Regions from separate parts of the Mus musculus genome. Here regions 2 and 3 are each linked to region 1. The links are chromatin loops, found by intact Hi-C in ENCODE. Cell type or tissue: left cerebral cortex. All regions are shown on one strand.

The links. Peaks named below come from ENCODE experiments on the same cell type or tissue, not always from the same donor. Only the 100,000 strongest peaks of a DNase experiment are listed, where the experiment ranks them.
Region 2: a loop joins it to region 1, with 7 times the contacts of the local background. A loop is called at or near these places in 16 of 42 quality-filtered maps.
Region 3: a loop joins it to region 1, with 4 times the contacts of the local background. A loop is called at or near these places in 36 of 42 quality-filtered maps.

The regions. Positions count from the first base shown.
Region 1 is chr5:113,097,767-113,102,766 of GRCm38, forward strand. 2900026A02Rik (RIKEN cDNA 2900026A02 gene) reads right to left here. Exons shown (of 13, transcript NM_001375886.1): 7 at 3,693-3,811; 8 at 1-72. Among named protein-coding and RNA genes, the nearest start is that of Crybb3, 19 kb to the left of the region's middle. In left cerebral cortex, a CTCF peak has its summit at 1,981 (motif pointing right); DNase peaks (open chromatin) are centred at 1,514, 1,991, 3,076, 3,882 and 2 more places; H3K27ac peaks cover 1,889 bases.
Region 2 is chr5:113,223,992-113,228,991 of GRCm38, forward strand. Tmem211 (transmembrane protein 211) reads left to right here and starts at 2,918. Exons shown (of 5, transcript NM_001033428.2): 1 at 2,918-3,010. In left cerebral cortex, a CTCF peak has its summit at 2,779 (motif pointing left); DNase peaks (open chromatin) are centred at 86 and 2,754.
Region 3 is chr5:113,165,062-113,170,061 of GRCm38, forward strand. All of the region lies in intron 6 of 2900026A02Rik (RIKEN cDNA 2900026A02 gene), which reads right to left. Among named protein-coding and RNA genes, the nearest start is that of Gm42161, 22 kb to the left of the region's middle. In left cerebral cortex, a CTCF peak has its summit at 2,858 (motif pointing left); DNase peaks (open chromatin) are centred at 88, 571, 2,102 and 2,847; H3K27ac peaks cover 1,050 bases.

The DNA.
Region 1 (5,000 bases):
AAGTGACTGCCAGGGGGCTGCTTTCCCACGGACGCTGCGCTGCTGTCAGGAGACGGAGACTCGGGGCCAAAACTGCAAGAAAAGGTGGAAGGTGACAGAGGTCACTGAGGGTCCTAGGACACCAAACCCCAAGCACAGGAGCATGCGGCTCAGAGTTCAAGCTCAGAGGACACCAGGGCTTCCTGGAAGATCTCCACTCCTGGCAACAGTAGCTAGGGGTCCGTTGTCCCACGAGACACTGCTCAGGTGTAGAACGGGGATGCTCCTCAGTCTGCTCCAGAGACTGTGCGCCACCCAACCCAGGAGCTGCTGAGCGCAGGTTGCAAAGGAGAGCCAAGACCCAACCCAGAGTGATGGTGGCACACCAGGAATCGCCACAGGAGGAGGCAGAAGCAGGAGGGTCAGGGGATGGAGGCCAACCTGGGCTATATAGCAACCACCTGTTCCTAGAAACACGAACACACACATATAAACACACACACACAGGGGGAGGCAGAGAGAGAGAGACAGACAGACAGACAGAGAATGATGAATGAATGAGAGGCAACACAGGCCGTGGGGAGATATGTGGTGAACTTCAAGGCTCTGAAGAAAAAAAGCTTCAGGGACCTCAGACCTCAGGTCCGTCCATGTGGGGACCTGCCGGGACTCATCAGTCCACTTCTAACACCAACCCTGGGGACCCCTCTAAAGACAAAACCCACTTCCCCCACTCTGTGTACTCCCTGATGACCTGCACAGCTGACACAATGCAGGGCCTATGTGGGCAGCTCCTGCTGCGTTTCCCCTGGGTGACGGCGAGGCAGGTCGGAGGGTCCCTAATAACCAGCACAGAAGACTGGGCCTCGGGCCTCTTGATTCAGACCAACAGCTGCCTCGCTCACCTGGCCAGCCAGCCAGTTGGTTAGTGAGTTACTCTGTCAACCAACCATCCATCCATCCACTCATCCATCCATCCATCCAGCCAGCCAGCCAGTTAGGCATTCAGTCACCTACTCAGTCAGTCAGTTAGTCACCCAGTCAGCCAGTGAGCTACTCAGTCAACCAACCATTCATTTATTCATTCATTCATCCAGTTACCCAGTCAGTAACCCAGCCAGTCACCCAATCAGTGAGTCAGGCATTCAGTCACCCACTCAGTTAGTTAGTTAGTCAGCCAGCCAGCCAGTGAGTTAGTGTCAGCCATTCATTCATTCAGCCAGTCACACAGCCAGTCACCCAATCAGTAAGTCAGGCATTCAGTTACCTCCTCGGTGTCAGTCAGTCAGTCAGCCAGTCAGTCAGTCAGTCAGCCAGTGAGTTACTCATTCATTCATTCATTCATTCATTCATATGCCCAGTCAGTGAGTCAGCCAGCCAGCCAGTCAGTCTAGTCAGTCACTCATTCACTCCCTCATCCAAGCACTCAGTGGTCCCTCTCTCCCGTCAGCCATTTACTTGCTCACTTCAGTCACTTACTCACTCAGCCAGTCAGTCACTAGCTTAGTTACCCACTCACTCAGTCTCTCAGTCCCTCCCTCACACACTCGGTCCTCCCTCCCTCACACACTCAGTCCTCCCTCCTTCACATACTCAGCCTCTCCCTCCCTCACACACTCGGCCTCTCTCTCCCTCACACGCTCAGTGGAGACTTGAGAACCTACTCTTCCAGGCACCATGTGGGAAATGGAATCTTGAGGGGATTTTGGGTACCACCCAGGCAAGTCACCAGGACCACCACAGATGGAAACATTGTAGCCACAACCTCTCCTCATACACTGAAAGAACAAGGAGCTTAGACAGTATTGCACAGGAGGGCTCACCTGACACCCCTGGGGCTGAATCCTCCACCCTGGAGTGCTAGTCTGTTTCCCAACTCAAAAACACTTTCATGGCTGGGAGGCATGGGGGTGTTAACAGGGAAGAGGGCAAACACAGAGGCTGAGGGAAGTACCACCTTCCAGGCAGCAGGGGGCACCACTGTCCAAGGCAAGAGAGCCTGGTCCCAGGAAGCTGCAGTTCCTTTGGAGGACAGCAGGGGGCACTAGCCATTGGAAGCTCCAAGGTCTCAGATCTTCAGACAGAAGCTGGAGGAATGGGGTCCTGCAGGGACTCAGGGTCCCTCTGGAGACAGCACAGATAACCAGATAGTTGGAAGCTCCCACAGGGATGCTTACAAACACTCGAGGAAGCTCACTACACACATAAGTCATAGGTTAGGAGCGGTGGGAGAGATGGAGGCCCGGGTACAAGCCCAGATCACTTAGCCACTGATAGAGTGTTTTTTTACTCAGGTCCCTGCCTCTCTCTGAGCCTCAGTTTCCCATCCTGGCATGATGTCCAGAGACCATAGGGCTAGTCAGTCAGGCATGACCGAAGCCTGCAGCAGATGCCAGGCACCTGCCCTTTCTGTGGAGGAAGGTGCCCGTGGGCAGATTCATCTCACTGACCCTGCACCCCCCATGAGGGAGGGATGGGTTTGCCACCACCTCCCATCTGCAGTTCCCAACAGCTGACCCAAGGGTTCCTTCCCAGCCAGGCAGAAGAGGATTCTTCGAACCACATACATGCTCATACTGCTTACAGAATAGTGTGCGGACCATGAATCGTCAGGTATGTGTACACACACAAACACACAGACTCACACAGACACACACACTCCTGACAGCAGACACACAAATGCAGTTGTGACCCTGAGGCCCAATAGCGGTTTTCTGGTTTTACACTTTGCTGTTGGCTGTTACTGTTCATTGTTGTACATAATTGTTTCCTGGGCTTGGGGTGGACCCAGGGCTGCTGTCTGTCCGTCCATCTTCAGTGTGTTTACATAGTGGAAAAGCACTCCGGACACAGAGCTTACCAGGAGTGACACACCCTACAGCGCTGTGCAGCCGGCCCCAGAGAGACCAGCCTGGCCTCATGGGAGAGACCAGGCTTTGGCACTGTAATATGGCATTGTCGTCTATAAATGCTTTAAGGCACGTGTGGATGCGTGTGGGGAGCCTTGTGTTTGACGAACCTCAGAATGCTGTGCTACCACAAGGTACCCAGACCGCTGCCCGCACTGCTGACCTGCCTCCTGTTTACAGCAGTGTTCCAGTTTACTATGTCTGTACGTTTGTCCTTGTGGGTGTCTGTCCCTGTGGGTCTGCCTACCTCTGCACGCTCCTGACTGTCCAGACTGCTTGCCTGCTGTCAATATTTTACACTTTATTTCCATCTTTTTGAGCTTTTCTTATGCCTTTCTTATGCCTCTTCCTGTTACAATTTCCTAAAATACAGAAATCTCTGAGACTGTCACATAGACTCTGTGCCGAATAGTTTTATGTCCACCAGACACAAGCTCATCTGAGAGGAGGGAGCCTCAATTGAGAAAATGCCCCCATTAAGACTTTAGGCAAGGCTGTAGGGCATTTTCTTAATTAGTGATTGATGTGGGTGGGACCATCTCTGGGCTGGTAGTCTTTGTTCTATAAGAGAGCAGGCTGATCAAGGCAGGGGAAGCAAGGCAGTAAGCAGCACCCCTCCATGGCCTCTGCATCAGCTCCCTGCCCTCACTGCCTTTAGTAGTGAACCGTGATGTGGAAATGTAAAACCCTTTCCTCCCCAAGTTGCTTTAGGTCACAGTGTTAATCACGGCATCAGAAACCAAGGCAGCCTCTGTCCCATCTGTGTCACCGAGGACCGGGCAGCATCACCTAGGTGAGTCTTACCTGCCCCCGTTCTGGTGCTGGTCTGCCCAGGTCCCATACTGGCTGTCGGCTTCCTGCACGAGGGTGTCAGTATCCTTGGCCTCAGGGGCTCGCCTGGAGAAACACTGCTTCAGCTGGTTCTGCAAGGACAGGAGGAGGGATTCAGGCACAGATGGACACACGCCCTCACAGTACCCGGCTCCCGCTGCTTCCCATGTTAGCGCAAAGGAGACCAACACCCCAGTCTGCTGAGACAGGACAGGAAGCAGCACTTTCTGGGCTCAGATGGGCACTCTGGATGGACTGTGGCTTGGTTCCGGTATGAATGTCCCCTGCAGCACCTCTGTGTGAATACCTGGTCTCCATTAGGGAGGTTATGAAATCTTTGGGGCATAAGGCTTCACCAGCAGCGTGGGCTGATGGAGGCCGGCTTAAAGTGAATCTGTCCTGCTTCCTGCCCAAGCCGTTTCCAGATCCTCCATGTGAACAAATTTCTACCACCAAGGACCAAGCATGCCCTGTGGCCAGGCCTTCCCACCACAGTGGGCTGTGCTTTCTGGAGCAGTGGGCAGGAGAAAACCTCCCCTCTGTTAACCAGGACTCCCTCAGTTAACCAGAACCCCTCTGTTAACCAGAACCCCTTCAGTTACCCAGAACCCACGCCATTAGCCAGGGCCCCTCAGTTAACCAGAACCCCCTCAGATAACCAGAATTCCCTCCATTAGCCAGAATCTTGATACAGCACCAAGAAAAGTAACTTATTAGAGCCAGGTACAGGGTCCTGATGGGTGTCACTTGGCCCTGTCAGTGCCTGTGTCCAACACAGTGCAGCCCATCTCCTCCCACTTCAACACTCTAGAAACACCAGGAAGGCTGTTCCCACATTCCAGATTTACCAGACCACCTCCCAGCACTGTCCAGCCCCGCACCCACATAGCAGTGACCCTGAGCCTGTATCAAGTCACCTGATGTGAGGCCACCTCATAGAGCTCAATCTAACAGGGAAAGAGATGCCCTGGACCAGTGGTGTGACTTGCAGGCTGGAAGCAAGGGGACAGGTCATCACAGAGCTAGCCGTGGGCCCTGTCTAGTGCCTGACATCAGGGGTGGCTCATGAGTCAGTGTGACACCTGCCCTGCTGACGTCCCCACTCATCCGGATGGTGTGAGAAAGGCCTTGTCTTGCATTGTCACCATGGAAACCAGCCACTATGCCCTGGAGCTCTCAAGAGTAACCAAGAGTGGCCTTGGGTGGGCTGCTCACTCAGCAGTGATTCAGATGGCCTCCCAGCCTGGCCTTTCATGACTCTCCCAGCTACGGTCTTTCAAT
Region 2 (5,000 bases), 130 kb after region 1:
GAGGAAACACTGAAGCAAACCAAACTACAACTCCCAGAAGCACCTGGGTCCTCGTGGGGCAGGGGAGGGGAGACTTCCTGGGAGACAGGTTGGACTCCTCCACATTCTCTTGTGCTTGCCAGGTGAGAGGCTGCCAGCCACACAAGCCCAGGGATTACACCCTGAGCAGGGAGTGTCAGGTTCCACATTCTACCTGGAGCCAGAACCCCAGGCTTGTTCATTCTGGTACACAGAGGACAGTACACCCCAGGGACTGTCCTAGAATCTTTTATCAGCCACCATCAGCCTCCTCCGGGAAGTCTGTAGAGATAGTTCTGACTAACAGCATTTGCAATAACAATGGAGATTCCACGGTGGCTTGGCCCAACCTCAGTGCAGGGGATCCTGAGCGCCCGGGTGGTCAGGGGGGGCTGCGCACAGTGTGCTTCATGTGTCCTGGGGGGTGATGCTGTTTTATCTGCCCTACCGACTGGGTAGCCCTGGAAACCACAGCTACCTAGCAGGGCCCTGTTTCAGCTGTTCTTGGCTTTTGCTTTATTTCACGGCCAGGGTTTTAATACAGCTAGTCTGAAACTTGTGTCAATCCTCCTGCCTCAGCCTCCCAAGTGCTAGGATTACAGTCCTTTGTCACAAATGCCCAGTCTTTAGGTGCGGAGGATCAGACCCAGCTCTTCCTGCTGACCAGGCAAGCACTCTACCAACTCAGTCACATCCATAGCCCTTCCTGGTTTTTGACGGTAAGAACCAATCTGCTCTTTGAAATGCTTCCTCTTCCCTCCAAACCTCTGCTGCTGCTGTAGTGCATTGCACTACTGGGAGGACCTTACCCTCAGCTGATCTATGTATAGCTCAATGACCATGTAACGATTCAAATACTGAAACAGAGCTGACCCTCAAGAAGGAACCGCGCTTAGAGCCAGCATCATCACAGGACACAATTCAGGGCTCTTGGTCACCAAGGATAGGCCCCGTTGTGGTTCGAGTGTGAACCATTCCCCCACAGGCACAGACATTAGAATACCAGTATCTCTATCTGGTGACACTGTCTGGGAAGGTTGAGGAAAATTTAGGAGAGCAGTTCTCAACCTGCGGGTCACGACCCCTGAGGTGGGTCATTTAGGAGCATGTGGCATATCAGACTTTTGCATTATGATTCGTAACAGTAGCAAAGTTTTACAGCTATGAAAGTAGCAATGAACTAATTTTATGGCCGGGGTGGGGTGGGGGGGTCAGCACAGCATGAGGAACTGTGTTAAAGGGTCGCAGAGTTAGGAAAGTTGAGAATCGCTGCTCTAGGAAGGAGAGGAGAGGAAGTGAGTCACTGGGGGAAAGGAAGGCCTTGGGGTTTCATGGCCTGGCTCTACTTCCTGTCCACTCTTTGCTTCCCCAGCCGGACTCCGACTCCTTGGCCACCACACTCCCCCCACCCCCCGCCCCGCCGTGATGGGTTGTGTCCCTAGGAAAGTGTGAAGCCAGAACAAGCCTTTCTCCACTAAGTTGCTTTGTCTTGCTATTTATTACAGACCCTCCCTCTCAGAATCATCCTTGGACTCCGCCTCCCGTTTCCATGGTAACACACTGATTTCGTAGAAAAGGGAGAGTGTCCCGGGGCCTCTCCTCAAGATTTGATTTTCCTGAGGCCCAGGGGAAGATGGATTTTTTTTTTCTTCTTTAATTAATTGAAATTTATTCTTTTAGGGGTTTTGGGCAAAAGGACAGGGACCTGAATCATACCTCCAAGCCGGGAAGAGACGCAATCTAAATTATGGTTCTGAGACAGCAGGGACACCATTATCCTCTCGCGATGTCTCACTTGCTCTGCCAATCACCTGAGTAGGAAAACAGAACCCGAAGACGCGTTGGATGATGGCGCGCAGGGGGCGGGGAGGGGGGTTGAGGCGGAGAGTAGGGGTCTGTGGCTCACTGGACAGCGGTTACCAGCCCTGGGTTCGATCCCATCTGGGATGCTGCAGGGCTGCATGGTAGGGTGGAGGCAGTGGGTTATCCGCGGCGTCAAAGAGAAGTCAAGGTATGCCTGGGCTAAGTGAGACGGTGCTCAGAATACAATTAAGCGAAGATGGGAAAAATAACTGTGCCTTTAATGAGATGCACGCTCATATAACCCAAACTGCACCCAGGCATGCTGCGGCTCAGATCCTCCTGGATGAGCCTGCCCGCTGTCTGGATTCCTACCTGGAAGCCTGCTCCTGGAGGTAAATGGATGCTCCAGGCATCCCCAGCTCCTGTTCCTGCTTTCCTGACCTGTAACTGACCAGCTCTGACTCTCCACCCCCCTCCTACAGGCAGCTACTCCCTCCAGCCCACCTGACCTGCTTTCTCTCAAACTCCTCTAAAGAGTTTCCTTCTAAATTTACCGGGCGACAGATAATCCACAAAGGAGACCCCGAGTTCCCCAGTAGAGATGATACTAGTGAAACTAGCGGGGTACCAATCCAGGGGATTCTGCTTCGAGGGCCACAACCCTTCAAGAGGTGATGTCTCTCCAGCCCTCACCCGCAGAGGAGGGAGCTGGAACTCATTCACATAGCAGGAAGCTCGGTCTGGCAAACAGAGCCCCAGGCAAACTTGGGCGTGTTCGGGCGTCTTTGGGAAGGTGATCCCAGTCCAACAGGAGCGAGGGAAGACAGACTTGGAGAAAGGGAAGGGAAGGGAACAATTACAGGAAATGCTCGGTGAAGCTGGCCAAGCCTCAGCTAGAAGCCATGGGAATTAGCCCACGGAAAGAAGGTGGAGTGAGCGCGCCCTCTGCTGGCGCATCCTGCAGCACTGGCTTCCTATGAAGCCAGTGAGACTCGGGGTGGACGCTTGGATACCCAGTTTGGACCCCAGTATTTAATAGTAGCTCTGGGACCCCTAGCGGTGCCTTCTCCTACCCAGGAAACCATCCCCTCCTCCCATCCTATTTGAGACTGGAGTTGCCCTCTCAGTCCAGCCCATCCGTCAGCCCAGAGTGAATAGCTATTGATTTCAGGAAGGAAACCTTGCACGGGTGAGTACACACTCTTCTCGGACCAGCGCCTCACGTGACCCTGCTCTGCTTACCCACCTGAATGTGACCTTTAAAGGGGAAGACACCTTTTTAAAGCTCACAGATTTACATTCCAGGCCAGAGCTTCTAAGCCAGAGCTGGATGAGGGGAGGTCACATTGTAGAGGTAACCTTGAAGAAGCCTGACCCAAAGTGATGAGGGAATATCAGGGGAGGAGCCGGGCTGGCCTCAGGCACTGCTTAGGGGCCCTGGGAGCCCTAGAACCACACACTGTCGTGTGCTCGTGTCTCTGTGTGGTTTGAAGCTTGAATGTGGAACACAGCCACAGTTTAAAAATCATATGTTCAAAGGAACCCATCCCTCCAAACGTCAAGCAGCCCTGTTGTAGGCCAGGGATCTTGTAGTTGGGGAAACAGAGGCTTTGAGCCATTGTATTGTTTGTCCCAGGTGACAGAGCCAGCAGGCCTGGTTGAGGCATATACTAGTGAAAGAGACCATGTGTTGAAGGACCTCAGGTCTCGCCTGGGCAGCCTGGCCATCTCTGTCTCTATGTATCTATCCCCTATCTGTCTATTTGTCTGTCTGTCTGTCTGTATATCATCTATCTATCTATCATCTATCTATCTATGTATTTATCATCTATCATCTATCGATCATCTATCATCTATCAATCAATTTATCTATCATCTATGTATCTATTTATCTATCTATCATCTATCTACCTAACATCTATCAATTAATTTATCATCCATCTATCATCTATCTACCTATCTATCATCTATCTACCTACCTATCATCTATCAATTAATCTATCTATCATCCATCTACCTATCTATCATCTATCAATCAATTTATCTATCATCTATCAATTATCTATCTATCATCCCTCTATCTCTCATGTATCTCTCATCTATCTATCTCTCATCTATCTATCTCTCATCTATCTATCTATCTATCTATCTCTCATCTATTGATCATCTATCTGCCATGCACATGGTTCAGTGCCACAGCCTCCTGTTCAGCCACTGCTTTCTCTGATCCAGCTCTTATCACTCAGGTCCAGACTCCAGGCCAAAAGCCCTGGGGATATCTCACACACACACACACACACACACACACACACACACACACACACTCCCTCTCATACCTTCAGCAAATCTGGTCAGGTTGACTTTCACCTCCATGGTTGCTGCACAGCTTGACCACTGTTTGTCCATGCTGGGGCTCCACCACCCCATCACTCTGTATTCCAACCACCCGAGAGGCCTCTCTGCTTCTGCTGATGTGCCCTGCATGTGCTGGCCTCAGGGCCTTTGCACCTGCGCCACACTCAGCCTGTAGTGCTCTTTCCACACCTACACACAGCTCCCCCATCTCCACCTTTAGGTCAGACTTGGCTTTCTCACAAGGCTTTGTAAGACCCTTCCACACAGATTATCTCTCTATCCCATTGTTTCCTATGACACTGCCTCACATCTGCTTCATATATTGATTTAGTTCCTCAACATCTCTCTTCCTCAGGCAGGGGTGGGATCCACAGGAGAGAGGCTGTGGCTGTCCTGACCCGTGTTCAGTTCCTAGCACCCAGGAGGGCTGGAGAGATCGCTCAGTGGTTAAGAGCGCCAGTTGCTCTTCCAAAGGTCCTGAGTTCAAATCCCAGCAACCACATGGTGATTTAAAAAAAAAAATGAGGTCGACCTAGCATCCAGGATAGACCGTAGCATGTACTAGATGCTTAATTAGTATGGTGTGGGGTGGAAAGATAATAGGATAGCTACACACATGAGTGGGTGGGAGGAAGGGATAGAGAGATAGATGCTTATAGATAGATGATAGACAGACAGACAGTGATAGAGATAGATACATTGATAAATAGACAGGTAGATGGATAGACAGGTAGGTAATACATAGACATCTAGATGATAATTAGATAGTGGGATGGTTTGATATGCTTCACCCAGGGAGTAGCACTATTAGGAGGTGTGGCGCT
Region 3 (5,000 bases), 67 kb after region 1:
AAGACCAGCCCCGCCCCCTAACAACTGGGCCTGGACACCCTGACTGGTTAACACAGTGGGCCCTGCTCATTCACTGAGGAGCTGCCCTGAAAACAGTTGGAAGCCCGCCCTACTCACTAACCGACCAACCACAAGTTGGAGCGCATGCCCTGCTCTCTGACTGACAGCTGTCTGACAGAACAGTGGAGGGCTGGGCCATGCTTAGTTACTGACACAAGTCCAAGGCAGTGCCTGCCCCAGCAGCTGACTGACAGACAGAGCAGGTGACGCCTGTACTCTGCGCTCAGACTGACAGACTGACTGACTGACTGACTGACTGGGCACTCTGCTAACGGGGTGAGGAGAAGCAGGGCCTTAGGGCTGACTGCTGACTAAAGGACTGACTGCCCAGAGGCCGGGCGGGCAGACAGATCCTGCTGCTGTGGGCTCCTCTAGACCAACGGCAAAGCAGAGTGGGCAGCAGGGAGAAGGGAAGAGAGACGGGAGGCGAGGCCGGGAGTGACAAGCAGAAAGAGACACAGGATATGGAATGACAGGGAGCCACATGGGCAGGAAAGAGAGGAACCCCAAAGCCACATAAGACAGATGGCCCAGCAGGGAGCCAGGGACAAGGAGAACAGGGCCCAGCTGGGGAGCTCACAGGACAGCAGGAGGCATAGGGGCGGAGCCTCAGTAGAGGGGGCGGAGCATCGATGACAGTGAAGGGCACCATGGGAGGTAGTGGTAGGGGAAGACAAGAGAAAAAAGAAACTTCCAAACTCAGACCAGGCAAGCCCAGGGTGTAGACAGAACGCACGGAAAACGGCAGATTACGATGTATTATTAGATGTATTATGTGAACGCCCTACCCCAGGGCCCTATTCGCCTCTCCCCACCGGACCCTGACGACCCCCAAAACTATGCTTCCGCCTACGATCTTGAAACTGGCGATGTCTGAAGCCAGTGGTGCAGACAGCATAGGGAACCCGACGTGGGCTCATTCTGGATCGTGGGGCCAGCCTCAGAAGGTGAAGCCATGAGGGACCCACTTCTCAGGCTTCGGAAGGGCTGAAGGGACAGCTCAACCCTTCTGTCATCTGAGGACACCCAGAGGCACCATCGTGAGGAAGAACAGGTCCTCTGTGGAGGGACGGAAGCCTCCAACTTCTTGACCTTGTGCTTTCAGCCTCCAGGAATAAATATCAGTCCCTCCCTCTAGTGCCTTGCTGTGATGGCCCAAGGTACAGTCACGGGGGCAGGGGGTGAGGCTGCACATTCATGGGAGAGTCAGGCAGACTATGGAGGGAGAGCATGACTTCAAGCCAAGAAAAGCCTGCACCCTCGAGGGGCTGGCGGGCAACAGAATGGACTCTCCCAAGCACTGTCCGGAGGCAAGGCGTCCTGTCGACACCGAGACTCACTTCCCACTCTGGCCTCCAGCGCCGGACAAGGAGACCTGTCATTTGAGTCACATGTGTGTAGTGACCCGCAGGGTCCCAGTTAACCTCTGCCTCCACCTGGCTGGCTCTGCTCATTGCCTGAGGTCCAGCTAGGGCCTTGCCACCTTGTCCCAGCCACAGTTCCTTGTCCCAAGCTCCTCATGCAACAATTGGGCATCCCTCCCTCCTAGCCTGCCAACTCCCTCTGGCTCCTCCTCCGTAGGCCCCTTCCTGGCCATGGCAGGCCCTGAACCGGTGCTCAGACATGACCCCTCACTCTAAAGCAAGCTGGATGCCTCTAAGGGACTGATGCCAGGGTCTCCAAAGGTGACCTGCATCATAGGTTACCTCTGTGCCTTTTTATTAGTGACCCTGCATGTCACTGAATTCCTGCCCTGGGTGGGCCTGGCATCCTGTTAGCTCCTGGTGTGCAGTCCCAAAGGACAGGGCTGCTGCAAAACTAGATTTGGGAACCCTGTGGGAGTCTAACACCTTGTGTTAGAAACTCTGGTGAGCTAGATCTGTCTGCGGGGCGGGGGGAGGGTTTAACTCTCCTGTGCTGTCTTAGGTCGGTCAAAGGCTTGCATCTGTGACCTACATTTCAGCCTCCACGGACACACAGACCACGTGGCCGGCCAGACCCACGAGCCACATTCCTGTGCAGAGACAGGGAGTGGGTGCTGCGGGAGGGGGGGGGGCACGGAGTCAGTATCACACCTCCCACTTCCTGCACCCCAGGCATCTGCATGTGAACCCAGGCAGCTCGCCCACTCACCACTTCCCCTGAGGCCCTACTGGATGCTGCCCCCTACTGTGTACAGGGACCCATGGGTCTAAGATGTCAGACACTTCAAGCCAAAGGCGCGGTGTCTCAAAACCTGTCAAGTCGGCAGTATTGTTCCCAAGCCCACGAGGCTCTCTCGCTGTGGGCTAACCAGAGCACCCTACCTCCTACCCAGCACACATTCCTTTTAGAAATAAAAACAGGTTTCTTCCTCTGTCTGGTAGAGAGGCATCATTGTAAACATAAATGTGGCCAGCATGCGGCATGGGTGCTCAATCCAGGATGGCCCTCAACCCAGGATGCAGCAGGGTCTCAACCCAGGATGGCCCTGACGCTGGGTACCAAGAACAGAAACCATCCCAGGGTCAAGGGCGAACACGGCAGGATGGCCCATTAGCGAGCTCCGTGGACAGAGAGAATCAACAGGGTCATGGAAAAGGAGGCCTCAGAGGCTGAGGACAAAGAGACGGGCTTTAGAAACAAAGTAGTAACTTGGGCCTGAGCGAGGGCTCAGTGAGCAAAGACACTTGATATAAAGCCTAAGGGCCCCCAGGATTTGATCCTTGGGACCCACATGGAATACAGAACTGACACCTCACAACACACACACAAAATGAATGTTAAAAATCTACTGCATTGAGCACCTCCACCCTGCCCCCTGGTGGTCGTTTCTGGTTAAGGTCAATCTCACAGAAGGCTGGGGGAACAGGGACAGAAAACTCAGTCAGAAAGCACTCACCCTACTGAGACCTGATGCTGCAGGGTACAGAGTCCTTCTGATGCCCCCCAGTCTCTGCTTTGTCCAAATCACCTCACTTCCCCATGCCTCAGTTTCTCCAAGCCTCAGTCCATCAGCTAGACCCTTGTGAGGCCTCAGCACCATGGCATGAAGGTATCAAGTCCTCTGACCTTGCATGGCACTGAATTCCTGCCCTGGCTGGGCTTGTCCCCCCTCAAAGCAGCTTCAGTCGCACAGTCCAGAGGGACAGGGCTGCAAAGCTAGAGTTAGGAATCTCAAGGTAATTGAGGGCATCTCAAGGAAGGCCTGGCATTAGGAATCCCTGCTGAGCAATAGTGAGTTGGGGGGGTCTACCCTCAGAGATCCACCCACGCACTCTGTCCCACCTAGGGACTCTGTGTAGAGATCCATGCCAGCTCAGTGTCCTGAGCCCTTTTATTAATTATAAATAAATGGGATGTTTATATAGCAGAATATTATTCAGCCATGAAAAAGGAACAAGGTACTTGTTCATGACACTTGTATGCACAAAACCGGAAGCATTCCAAGGGAAAGCCAGGCCCAAAAGTCTCTGCTGAGCTGCTAAATCCCTCTGGGTTCTGGGGTGCAGGTGAATGTGCCCAGAGAGCAGACTCATGAGAGGAAGGAGTGGAGGTGTGGCAACTGGTGGGTGTAGGTATCCCCAGGGGGTGATAACAGTTTCTAAGCCCCACTGTAGCAATGGTTTTATAGCTCTGAGCATTCAAAGTTTAGCCTGGTGGTGGGCCCCTACCAGGCTTTAACTCCAGACAGAGGCAGACAAATCTCTGTGAGTTCGAGGCCAGCCTGGTCTACAGAGCAAGCTCCAGGACAGCCAGGGCTACACAGAGAAACCCTGTCTCCAAACAAACAAACAAAAGCTGTTGAAATTTAAACAGACAAACTATACAGTTATTTTTAAAAGTCATAGCCAGGTATCATGACTCAGGCTTGTCTTTCTAGCTACTCAAGAGATTGAGACAGGAGGATGGAAGACCTGCCTGGGTTACCAAGCGAGTGCAAGATCATCCTGGGCTGGCGAATCCTCAGAGGGTAGAGAGCTTGCTGTGCAGGCGTGAGGATCCCAGTGTGGGTCCCCAGCAGCCTGTGAGAATCTTCCTGCTACACACTTGGTGATGTCCCATTTGGGACAGGACACGGGCATCAGGAGGCTGGGTAGCTCCTGAGACCTTGATAGATTGCAAGGCTCAGGTACCCCTGTGTTGGAGGAGAGCCCAGACCCACAAGGGAGGGAGACAAAACATAGACAAATATTTCTGAGATTTCGAGAACTGTAAGCAAAGTTCTCCAAATTCTTTTGGGGCATGTGCATTCATATGTGCACTGAACTCTGTGTGTGTGTGTGTGTATGTGTGTGTGTTTGCGTGTCACAAAACTTGCTCCTGAACCAGGAGTAACAAACACTTGACATCCAGTTCTCTGCCTGCCTTGATTCATGCAGACATCACTAATGGATTATAGAACCATCTCCCACGGCCTCCAAAGTCCTTAGGCATGGCCCATCATCAGGAGTTGACTTTTAGGATAAAGCTGTTTTTCCACACAGGCTGGGTGAGAAACAGGGGCTCAGACTGGAATCTTCCAGGACATTTTAAAGAACATTACCAGAACTCTGCCAAACAGTACTTGAAGGTGTGTGAGCATTAAAAAAGGCATGAGAGTATTAGCAATCAAAGGGTGGGGGACACTCAAACACTGCAGGTGGGGAGTGCAGCAACTGTAGCCACACCTTGCAATGCATGCAATTCTAATCGACAGCAATGCTATATAGCTCAGAAGCACAACAATCATGGCCCACCAAGAGGCAGGATCAGGAACTGCCCTGAACTGAAACACCCCCAAACACACATTTCCATCAGAGCAGAACACACCTCATGTGGTCACCACAGACCTCACAAACATGATGGGGTTCACTGACTGCACACCTGCGGGGCAGCCAGGCTGGGACTGGGTGTCATAAGAAGTCGTTTGCAGGGGGGAGACAGTAAGCCAGCTCCAGGTTGGACATGCTGAGTTAAAC